Regions from separate parts of the Homo sapiens genome. Here region 1 is linked to region 2. Evidence: chromatin contacts called from ENCODE POLR2A ChIA-PET data. All regions are on one chromosome and are shown on one strand. The core of a region is the stretch at or near the end of the contact, and the rest is flanking DNA. Distances in the headings are between cores, read along the strand shown.

Region 1 (4,781 bases), core at 1,658-4,157, 900 kb after region 2:
GGGTTTCGCTTCGAAACACCTCCCACCAGGCCCACCTCCAACATTGGCGGTCATTTCAACATGAGATTTGGAGGGGAAAAATATCCACACCAAATCAATACCCATATAAGAAGCCAGAGGCTGGGCACGGTGGCTCATGCCTGTAATCTCAACACTTTGGGAGGCTGAGGCGGGTGGATCACTTGAGGCCAGGAATTTGAGACCAACCTGACCGACATGGTGAAACCAACCCCGTCTCTACAAAAACATACAAAAATTAGCCAGACATAGTGGCGCTCACCTGTAATCCCAGTTACTTGGGTGGTGGAGGCACAAAAATCGCTTGACCCCAGGAGGCAGAGGTTGAAGTTAGCCGAGATCGTGCCAATACACTCCAGCATGGGTGACAGAGCAAGACTCTGTCTCAAAAAAAAAAAAAAAAAATGGCCAGGCGCGGTGGGTCACAGTGGCGGACCACCTGAGGTCAGGAGTTCAAGACGAGCTTGGCCAATGTGGTGAAACCCCATCTCTACAAAAATACAAAAATTAGCTGGGCATGATGGCAGTGCCTGTAATCCCAGCTACTCAGGAGGCTGAGGTGGGATAATTGCTTGAACCTGAGAGGTGGGGGTTGCGGTGAGCTGAGATTGTGCCATTGCACTCCAGCCTGGGTGACAGAGCAAGACTCCGTCTCAAAAAAAAAAAAAAAAAAAAAAGCCAGAGAGCTAGCTGGCTCTCTTCCTGCCATGTGAGGCTGCAAGAAGTTGGTGGTCTGCAACTTGCAAGAGGTCCCTCCCTAGAACCCAACCTTCTGGCACCGTGATCACAGACTTCCAATCTCCAGACCTATGAGAAATAAATGTTTAAGCCAGTTTATAGTATTTTTTTTAATAACAGCCTGAGCCAACTAAGAGAGTTGGGTTTTGCTGCAATAACAAATTTCCCTCAAATCTTACTGACTTACACAATCACAGGTTTCTTTTTTGTTCATGGCACACATCCAGGCCACCAGGCTTTTCGTTTTTGTTCAAGAGACATAGTCTTGCTCTTGTTCTGTCACCCAGTCTAGAGTGCAGTGGTGTGATCATAGCTCATGGCAGCCTCAGTCTTCTGGGCTCAAGTGATCCTCCTGCCTCAGCCTCCTGAGTAGCTGGAACTGTGGGTGCATACCAGCATACCTAGCTAAGTTTCAAGTTTTTTGTAGAGAGGGGTTCCTGGTATGTTGTCCAGTCTGGTCTTGAACCCCTGGGCTCAAGCAGTCCCCCTGGGCTCAAGCAGTCCTCTTGGTTTGGTCTCCAGAAGTGCTGCAATTACAGGCAGGGTTTTACCATGTTGGCCAGGCTGATCGTGAACTCCTGACCTCAGGTGATCCACCGGCTTGCTCTCCCAAAGTGTTGGAATTACCGGCGTGAGCCACCGCTCCCCATCAGGGGCTTTTTTTTTTTTTTTTTTTTTTAAATCAGTCTCTAACACTGGAACACTTTTCTGCTTCGGAAGTAAAACCATCAGGCTGTTAGACACAGACACCCCTCTCTTGGCTTCCTTCAAATTACTGAAAACAAGTCTCTCCACCCCCTACCGTACCAACCAACCAACCAAAGACTGGCCAGCACATGCTGTAGTCTCAGAACTTTGGGAGGCCAAGGTGGGAGGATTGCTTGAGCCTAGGAGGTCGAGGCTGCAGTGAGCTGTGATTGCACCACTGTGCTCCAGCCTGGGTGACAGAGTGACAGCCTGTCCTCCCAAAAAATAAAAAAATGTTTTAAAAAGTACATGTCTGATGTGCTTACAAAAAATAAAAGAAGATCCTTGGTTAATGGCCCTGCCCCTTACTCCAAGGCCATATTTGCTGTGCTCACTGTCTGGGCTCTAGTCCTGCTGCCTCCAGCTAACTCCTCCTTTACCTGGCTAACCCTTTGTCTCTTTATTAATGCCATAAACATTTATTGAGCACCTACTACATGCCAGATCTTATTCTGGGAGCTGGGAATACAGCAGTAAACAAGACGGACAAGACCCCATCCTTGAGGAGCTCACAGCTTGACATTCCTTCTCAAAGTGGTTAAGCCCCAGGATGCTGGAGCCTGACGGGTTGAGTTTGAATCCCAGCTCTGCCATTTAACTAGCTGTGGGCAAATGTTTAGCGCCTAGTACTGTAATAAATGTGAACTCTCAGCCGGGCGCAGTGGCTCACGCATGTAATCCCAGTAGTTTGGGAGGCTGAGGCGGGTGGGTCACTTGAGGCTAGGAGTTCGAGCCTGGCCAACATAGTGAAACCCCATCTCCACTGAAAACACAAACACTAGCTGGGTGTGGTGGCGGGCACCTGTAATTCCAGCTACTTGGGAGGATGAGGCAGGAGAATCTCTTGAATCCAGAAGGCTGAGGTTGCAGTGAGCTGAGATCATGCCACTGCACTCCAGCCTGGGCCAGAGTGAGACTGTTGCCGTGGTGCTCATCATCAGTCTCCAGATGTCAGTTGTCCCCTTTTCTAGTGAGCCGTCTCTGATTGCAGCAGGCTGACTGAACCTATTCTGGGATCCCACAGCTCCTGGGCTCCCTCATCCCTGCCCTGAACGCTCTGGGCTGTAGCCCTTTGGTAATGGGTATGTGTCCCCTACTGGACAGGGAGCCTGGTGAGGGCAGGGACCAGGGCTTTCCTGATGCCTGCTCTGTCCCCAAATTCACCCAGCAGAGAAGTGTGCACGCAGCAGGCACTCAGTACACATATGCTGAACACCTGAGTGTCACCGACAGCTGCGGAGGCACTGGGGCAATCTGTGTGTTTCTCAGCCTGGCGTCGGGGGTTAAGGGGGCGGGAATTACTCGGCGAGGTCGGGAGGTCGCGCGGTGGAACCCGGGGGCCAGGTGGAACTCGGTGTAACAGAGCCCCCAGTGGTCGCGCCGCGTCTCAGAACCCGGTGCGGGAGACGCTCTCCCCGCCCAAAGAGGGAAGGCGGGCGGGACTCCCCAACCGGCTTGCCCCGGTCCCCCTGGGCCCCATGAATAACCAGGCGCGGACCCCAGCCCCCTCCTCGGCGCGGACTTCAACCTCAGTCCGGGCTTCTACCCCGACCCGGACACCGACTCCACTCCGGACCCCGACTCCGGTCCGGACTCGGACCCCCATCCGGACCCTGACTCCAGTCCTGACTCCGTCTCCAGCCGGGACTTCCCCTCTGGTCCTGACTCCTGCTCCAGCCCAGATTCCCACTCTGGTCCCCACTCCCGCTCTGGCCCGGATCCCCCGTCTGGTTCCGCCTCCTGCTCCGGCCTGGATCCCTACTCCGGTGCCGACTCCCGTTCCCGTCCGGAACCCAACTCCGGTCCCGACTCCGGCTCGGACCCTGACTCCTCCAGTCCGGGTCCCAGCCCCAGCCCCAGCCCAGCTCCTGGCAGGGATTCGGGCCGCGCTCCCCGTCTTGGACTCCTACCTGGCCCCGGCCCTACCTTTGGATCCGCCCCCGGAACCTGCTCCGGAGCTGCCTTTGTTGCCCGAGGAGGACCCTGAGCCGGCGCCGAGCCTGAAGCTCATCCCGTCGGTCTCCAGCGAGGCCGGGCCCGCCCCGGGGCCCCTTCCCACGCGCACCCCGCTGGCCGCGAACTCACCCGGGCCCACCCTGGACTTCACCTTCAGGGCAGACCCGTCGGCCATCGGGCTGGCGGATCCCCCCATTCCCAGTCCTGTCCCCTCGCCCATCCTGGGGACCATCCCGTCGGCCATCTCCTTACAGAATTGTACGGAAACCTTCCCCTCCTCCAGCGAGAACTTCGCGCTGGACAAGAGGGTCCTGATTCGAGTGACCTACTGGTGAGGACCTCACACATGCCTCTCCCAACCCCCGGGGACAGGGCCGGCAGTGGGGGCTGGGTCTCCGGGGACGTGGAGGTCAGGGTTGGGGTAGGGCGAGGGGAGGGATTCAGGAAGAGCCCCAGAGTTCCAGTTCCCAGATTGGAAACCCGCTCTTGTCTCTCATTCTCTTTGGGGCAGGAGAGCTTCAGGTTCAAATCCCTGCTTTGGATCTGAGCTTCATTCATTCGTTTCTGAGTGCCCCGCGGGCCAAGTGCCAGGCCTGTGCTAGAGATGGGGTGCTGAGTAGAGCAGATCGATCTACTTTGCTCCCCAGCAAGACCAACCCAAAGACACCGCACATGATAGGGGCTCTGGCTTCCCTTCCCAGCCTCTCTCCTGCCCTGGAAGCCTCTCTGGCCCCTTGTCTCTCTCTCTCTCTCTCACTTCCTCCTCTTCTGTCTCTGCCCACAGGCGGTCTCTCCCACTCTCTGTCTCTCTGTCTCCCCACCTCACTCTCTCTCTCTTTTGTTTTTGTTTGTGTTTCGGACAGGTCTTGCTTTACTGCCCAGGCTGGAGTGCAGTGGTGCAATCACTGCTCACTGCAGCCTCGACCTCCAGGGCTCAAGCGATCTTCCCACCTCAGCCTCCTGAGTAGCTGGGACTACAGGTGTGCACCACCATGCCTGCCTAATTTTTTTTTTTTTTTTTTGAGACGGAGTTTCACTCTTGTTGCCCAGGCTGGAGTGCAATGGCGCGACCTCTGCTCACTGCAACCTCTGCCTCCCGGGTTCAAGCAATTCTCCTGCCTCAGCCTCCCGAACAGCTGGAACCACAGGCATGTGCCACCACGCCCGGCTAATTTTGTATTTTTTTTTAGTAGAGACGGGGTTTCACCATGTTGGCCAGGCTGGTCTCGATCTTCTGACCTCGTGATCCACCCACCTTGGCCTCCCAAAGTGCTGGGATTATAGGTGTGAGCCACCGCGCCTGGCCCCTAATTTTTAAATTT
Region 2 (5,333 bases), core at 1-2,500:
GCCTCAGGGCTCAACTTCTGGCACCTCCCTCCGTCCCCAGAAGCCCTGCACCCGCCTTGCCTCCGCGGGCTGTGGCCTCCCCCCTCCTCACTCTCGCTTCCTGCCCCAGCTGCACTGCACGACTGTGCAACGGGCTCCACCCCCCCGTCCCCTGGGCTCTGAGAGCCTCTGAGGGGCAGCTTGTCTTGGGACCCAAGGGACCACCCTCAACCTCCAAGGCCCAGGGCTGGATGTAAATGTGATGCAAATGATCTTAATCGTAACTGGGTTGGAGGGGGGTGCCTTAGAACCCCCGCCCCCGTCTCCTAGGTAGTGTCTAAACCTCTGCTGGGTGCTTGAAGGTTTGGCCACAACCCGAAGGCGGCAGGTCTGCAAAGGGATGGCTATGCAGTGTACATGCCTGTTCACCTGTCACATACATGCACTTGGGTTACCTCCTCTGCACTGCGCAGGCGTGTAGACGTGCATCTGCCTGGATACCTGTGTGCACAGTACACACGTGGATGTACCCAGGACATATACCTCCACATGCATGGCACATAACTGCATTTTGTAGGCCTGCAGTGTACAAAACCTATACATAATATATAATTCATGGCAGTACAAATGGGACGCTCGCCCTCAGCTCCAAGACCGGAACCTAATGGAGACGGGGCGCGATCCGGCGAAGTCCAGGAGCCCTCACCCCAGCCCCTGCCCGGCAGAGCACAGTAGCTTTGTGGGACCCTCCTCCTGGAGCTGGGGACCAAGGGCTGAGACTTGAAACTGGAGAGCTCAGGATCCTGCACCAGGCGCCCAGGCCTGTGGCAAGAGGGACCTCAGAACACCTCCCTCGGAACTTGGCCATGGCCTAAACGTAAGGCTGCTGCGTGCATTCCCGCAGAGCTCCGTGGCCTCATGGCCGCGCGCAATACAACGCGCGCGCACGCCGCCAGAGCTCCGGGTGCTTCCCGGTGAGTTCGCGCGCGCACGCTCCCGCGCTACCGGCACTGGAACTGGGTCTGTGAGGCCCGGGAAAAGCTTAGCCCCGCCCCCTCGCCACGAGAGGCGCCTGCGCACTGGGATCCAGTAAGATTTTTCTCACGCTGTCTGTCCAGCTTGAGTGGCGCGAATGCGCACGCGCCAATTGCGCCTGCGAGGAAGAAGTCACGTGGCAGCCGGAAAGCGTGGCGGCTGCTGCTAGAGCCTTTCCCTTTACCGCACCCAAGGAGCTGGAGCGACAACAACGACGTCGTTTCCGTTTCCACCACCTCTTCCTGTTCCCGTCCTTGAGGACGCCGTGCCGGGTCAGTGTTAGCCTCCAGCCCTGGTTGTGGAAGGCGACAGAAGTCATGGCGATGTTTGAGCAGATGAGAGCCAACGTGGGCAAGTTGCTCAAGGGTATCGACAGGTCTGAGCCCGGTTGGAGGAAGCGCTCTGGCCAAGCGGGGCGGAGGAGAGGGTTTTCCGGAGACAGCAAGGGGTGTTCAGGGTCCTGGGCTTGCCGCGGGGTGGGGTTTCTCTATCCTCCTGGAGGAGGAGATGCTTAAAGAAACGGCACTGAGCTGGGGGTAGTGGCTCACGCCTGTGATCCTAGCACTTTGGGAGGCCGAGGTAGGTGGGTCGCCTGAGCCCAGGAGTTAGAGACCAGCCTGGGCAACAGCCAAACCCCGTCTCTAAAAGAAAGAAACAAAAGCACTGCAAAGGCCTAGAAGCGAGAGAATCTTGGTACCACTCAGTCTCTTCGTAAATTGCCTTAAGGTTTCCTTCTCTGCTCCGCCTCCTTTGAGTGCCTCTTAATCTCTCCCTTCTCTGCTCTATAAGTCATTCATTCTCCACACGTTTACTGAAATAAACTGTCAGTGCTAGGCAATGCTGGGAACCACAGGCGAATCAGACAGCGGCAGATCATGCCTTCACGGTCTGAGTTCCCTTTCCATAAGGGAGACAAACCTGACAGCAGACAGCGATAGCCGGGAGAGATTAGAACTGAAATGGGGGAAGCAAAGGCCAGAGTGTTCAGGTGGACATGGAGGAAGTAGGCAGCGAGGTAGGCAGGAGAGGATGGGGCTGGATCAGGGTGGAGGCCTGAACAGGGGAGGAAGGGGTGAGTAGCAGAGACATTCAGGAGGCCAGGTGTACAAGCTGCAGTGACTGACTGGCTCAGAGGTTGAGGAGGCATCCTAGGGAAGAGCCAGGGCTCCAGTGGAGTTTAGAGCTTAGGCGAGAGGTCTGGGATAAGAATAAGTTTTACTAGAGATTATACTGGACATAATTCACTACCTGGATAGAGCAAGTGGCCAGTGCCAGATTTAGAGGGGAAGGGCGGGAGGAGCAGGTTACAGTGGCCCCTTGCTCCATAAGGTGGCTGGCCTCAGCTTCTGTCTCCTCTGTGCTCACCTATCTTGATTCTCCTTTAGGTACAATCCTGAGAACCTGGCCACCCTGGAGCGCTATGTAGAGACGCAGGCCAAGGAAAATGCCTATGATCTGGAAGCCAACCTGGCTGTCCTGAAGCTGTAAGTGTCTAGCTCTCTGTCTACACTCCCATTGCAGCAACTAGCAGGGTGCCACTCCCAGTACAGGGCAAGGGGGTGGCTGGTAGTATCCTGAACAATGCAGCATCTCTTGGTGTGCAAGACTAGGAAGCCAAGGAAGTTGGGACAGGAGGAGGGATGGTTTTTGAAAAATCAATTGCCGGGCGCGGTGACTCACGCCTGTTATCCCAGCACTTTGGGAGGATGAGGCAGGCGGATCACCTGAGGTAGGGAGTTTGAGACCAGCCTGGCCAACACGGAGAAACCCCATCTTTACTAAAAAATACCAAATTAGCCAGGCGTGGTGCCACATGCCTGTAATCCCAGCTACTCGGGAGGCTGAGGCAGGAGAATTGCTTGAACCCAGGAGGCGGAGATTGTGGTGAACCAAGATCGCGCCATTGCACTCCAGCCTGGGCAACAAGACCGAAACTCCGTCTCAAAAATAATAATAAAAAATCAATTAGGGTGGCCGCAGGGGCTCATGCCTGTAATCCCAGCACTTTGGGAGGCTGAGGCGAGAGACTCACTTGAGCCAAAGAGTTCGAGACCATCCATGGCAACATAGCGAGACCCAACCCTACGAAAAAATTTAAAAATTAATGTAGCGGTGTGTGGCTGTAGTTCCAGCTACTTGAGAGGCTGAGGTGGAAGGATCGCTTAAGCCTGGAAGATTAAGGTGCAGTGAGCCATGATAGTGCCACTGCACTCCAGCCTGGGGGACAGAGTGAGACCCCTCTTTTTAAAAAAAAAAAAAAAAAAAAGAATTACCAATTTGGGTGACATGGCACAACCCTGTCTCTACAAAAATTAGCTGGGCCCAGTGGCGCATGGCTGTAGTCCCAGCTCCTTGGGAGGCTGAGGCAGGAGAATTTTTTGAGCCTGGGAGGCAGAGGTTGCAGTGAGCCAAGATCATACCACTGCACTCCAGCTTGGGCGACAGAGTGAGACCCTGTCTCAAAAATAAATAAAGGTTAATTACAGAACACATGTACAGGCTAATACATTAAGCAAACATGTAGTTTAACAAATCATTATAAATGAAAGCCTACATAATCACCATTTATGTTGCAAAGTTATTGCTAGCACCACAGGCTCTTTGCCCCCTATGCTCTATGCCAACCAATTCCCCTGCTCCCCCATGCTCTCATGGCCTGGCTTTATGTGATGGTTTACTATGCATGCATACATCTGGCTCAGCTCAGCTCAGGTTTCCCTGCTTTGAACTTGATACAGATGGAGTGCATACAGCACAAACTCTTCTGCATTTGCCATTTGCTACTCAGCACTGGGTTTGTGAGATCCATCCAGTGTTTTTTGTTTTTTTGTTTTGTTTTTGATATGGCTGCAGTTTGTTGTCATGGATGTATAGCTCTCCACTGTGTCACTTGTGTGGCTGTCCTAATGATCTCTTCTGGCTCTTGATGGACATTGTGGGTTCTTCGTGCCCTTTTTTTTTTTTTTTTTTTTTTGGAGACAGGATCTTCTGTTGCCCAGGCTGGAGTACAGTGGCACAGTCATGGCTCACTGCATCCTTAGCCTTCTGGACTCAAGTGATTCTCCCGCCTCAGCCTCCTGAATAGCTGGGACTACAGGCATGCACCACCATGCCCAGCTAATTTTACTTGGGTGCTTTCTTTCTTTCCTTTTTTTTTTTTTTTTGAGACAGGGTCTCACCTTCTTGCCCAGGCTAGAGTGCCTTGGCGTGATCTCATGATCTCAACTCAGTGCATCCTTTGCCTCCCAGGTTCATGTAATCCTCCTGCCTCGGCCTCCTAAGTAGCTGTACGTATCGGGGGGCCTGCCCCGATAATCACGTAGGTTCTTTTCTATATTCCTAAGCATTGGCTGGCTTGAGAAATAGAAGGACAGAGTACAAAAGAGAGAAATTTTAAAGCTGGGCGTCCGGGGGAGACATCACACATTGGTAGGATCCGTGATGCCTCACAAGCCACAAAAACCAGCAAGTTTTTATTAGGGATTTTCAAAAGGGGAGGGAGTGTGCGAATAGGTGTGGGCGACAGACATCAAGTACTTAACAGGGTAATAGAATATCACAAGGCAAGTGGAGGCAGGGCGAGATCACAGGACCACAGGATCAAAGCGAAATTAAAATTGCTAATGAAGTTTTGGGCACCACTGTCATTGATAACATCTTATCAGGAGACAGGGTTTTGAGATCAACCGGTCTGACCAAAATTTATTAGGCGGGAATTTCCTCTTCCTAATAAGCCTGGGAACGCTATGGGAGACGAGTTTATTTCACCTCTGCAATCTCGACTATAAGAGACAGGTACGCCCCGGGGGGCCCGTTCAGAGACCTACCCCTAGGTGCGCATTCTCTTTCTCAGGGACGTTCCATGCTGAGAAAAAGAATTCAGCGATATTTCTCCCATTTGCTTTTGAAAGAAGAGAAATATGGCTCTGTTCTGCCCGGCTCACCGGCAGTCAGAGTTTAAGGTTCTCTCTCTCATTCCCGGAACAATTGCTGTTATCCTGTTCTTTTTCCAGGGTGCCCACATTTCATATTGCTCAAACACACATGTTGTGCAATTTTTGTAGTTAACGCAATTATTACAGGGTCCTGGAACGATATACATCCTCCTCAACTGACAGGATTAAGAGATTAAAGTAAAGACAGGCATAGGAAATCACAAGGGTATTGATTGGGGAAGTGATAAGTGTCCATGAAATCTTTACAATTTATGTTTAGAGATTGCAGTAAAGACAGGCATAAGAAATTACAAAAGTATTAATTTGGGGAACTAATAAATGTCCATAAAATCTTCACAATCCACGTTCTTCTGTCATGGCTTC

The links. ChIA-PET counts read pairs that join two places held with the same protein, here RNA polymerase II (POLR2A).
Region 1: POLR2A ChIA-PET joins it to region 2 with 11 read pairs in PC-9. The contact joins the promoter of SELENOV here to the promoter of EIF3K in region 2. POLR2A ChIA-PET finds 5 or more read pairs at or near these places in 2 of 52 experiments (PC-9 and Panc1).

Annotation. Positions count from the first base shown.
Region 1 is chr19:39,512,232-39,517,012 of GRCh38, forward strand. It overlaps SELENOV (selenoprotein V), which reads left to right and starts at 2,908. Exons shown (of 6, transcript NM_182704.2): 1 at 2,908-3,790. The coding sequence starts at 2,982.
Region 2 is chr19:38,617,938-38,623,270 of GRCh38, forward strand. It overlaps EIF3K (eukaryotic translation initiation factor 3 subunit K), which reads left to right and starts at 1,251. Exons shown (of 8, transcript NM_013234.4): 1 at 1,251-1,390; 2 at 2,400-2,498. The coding sequence starts at 1,332. MAP4K1 (mitogen-activated protein kinase kinase kinase kinase 1) reads right to left here and starts at 16. Exons shown (of 31, transcript NM_001042600.3): 1 at 1-16. RefSeq lists enhancers at 540-589, 4,283-5,143.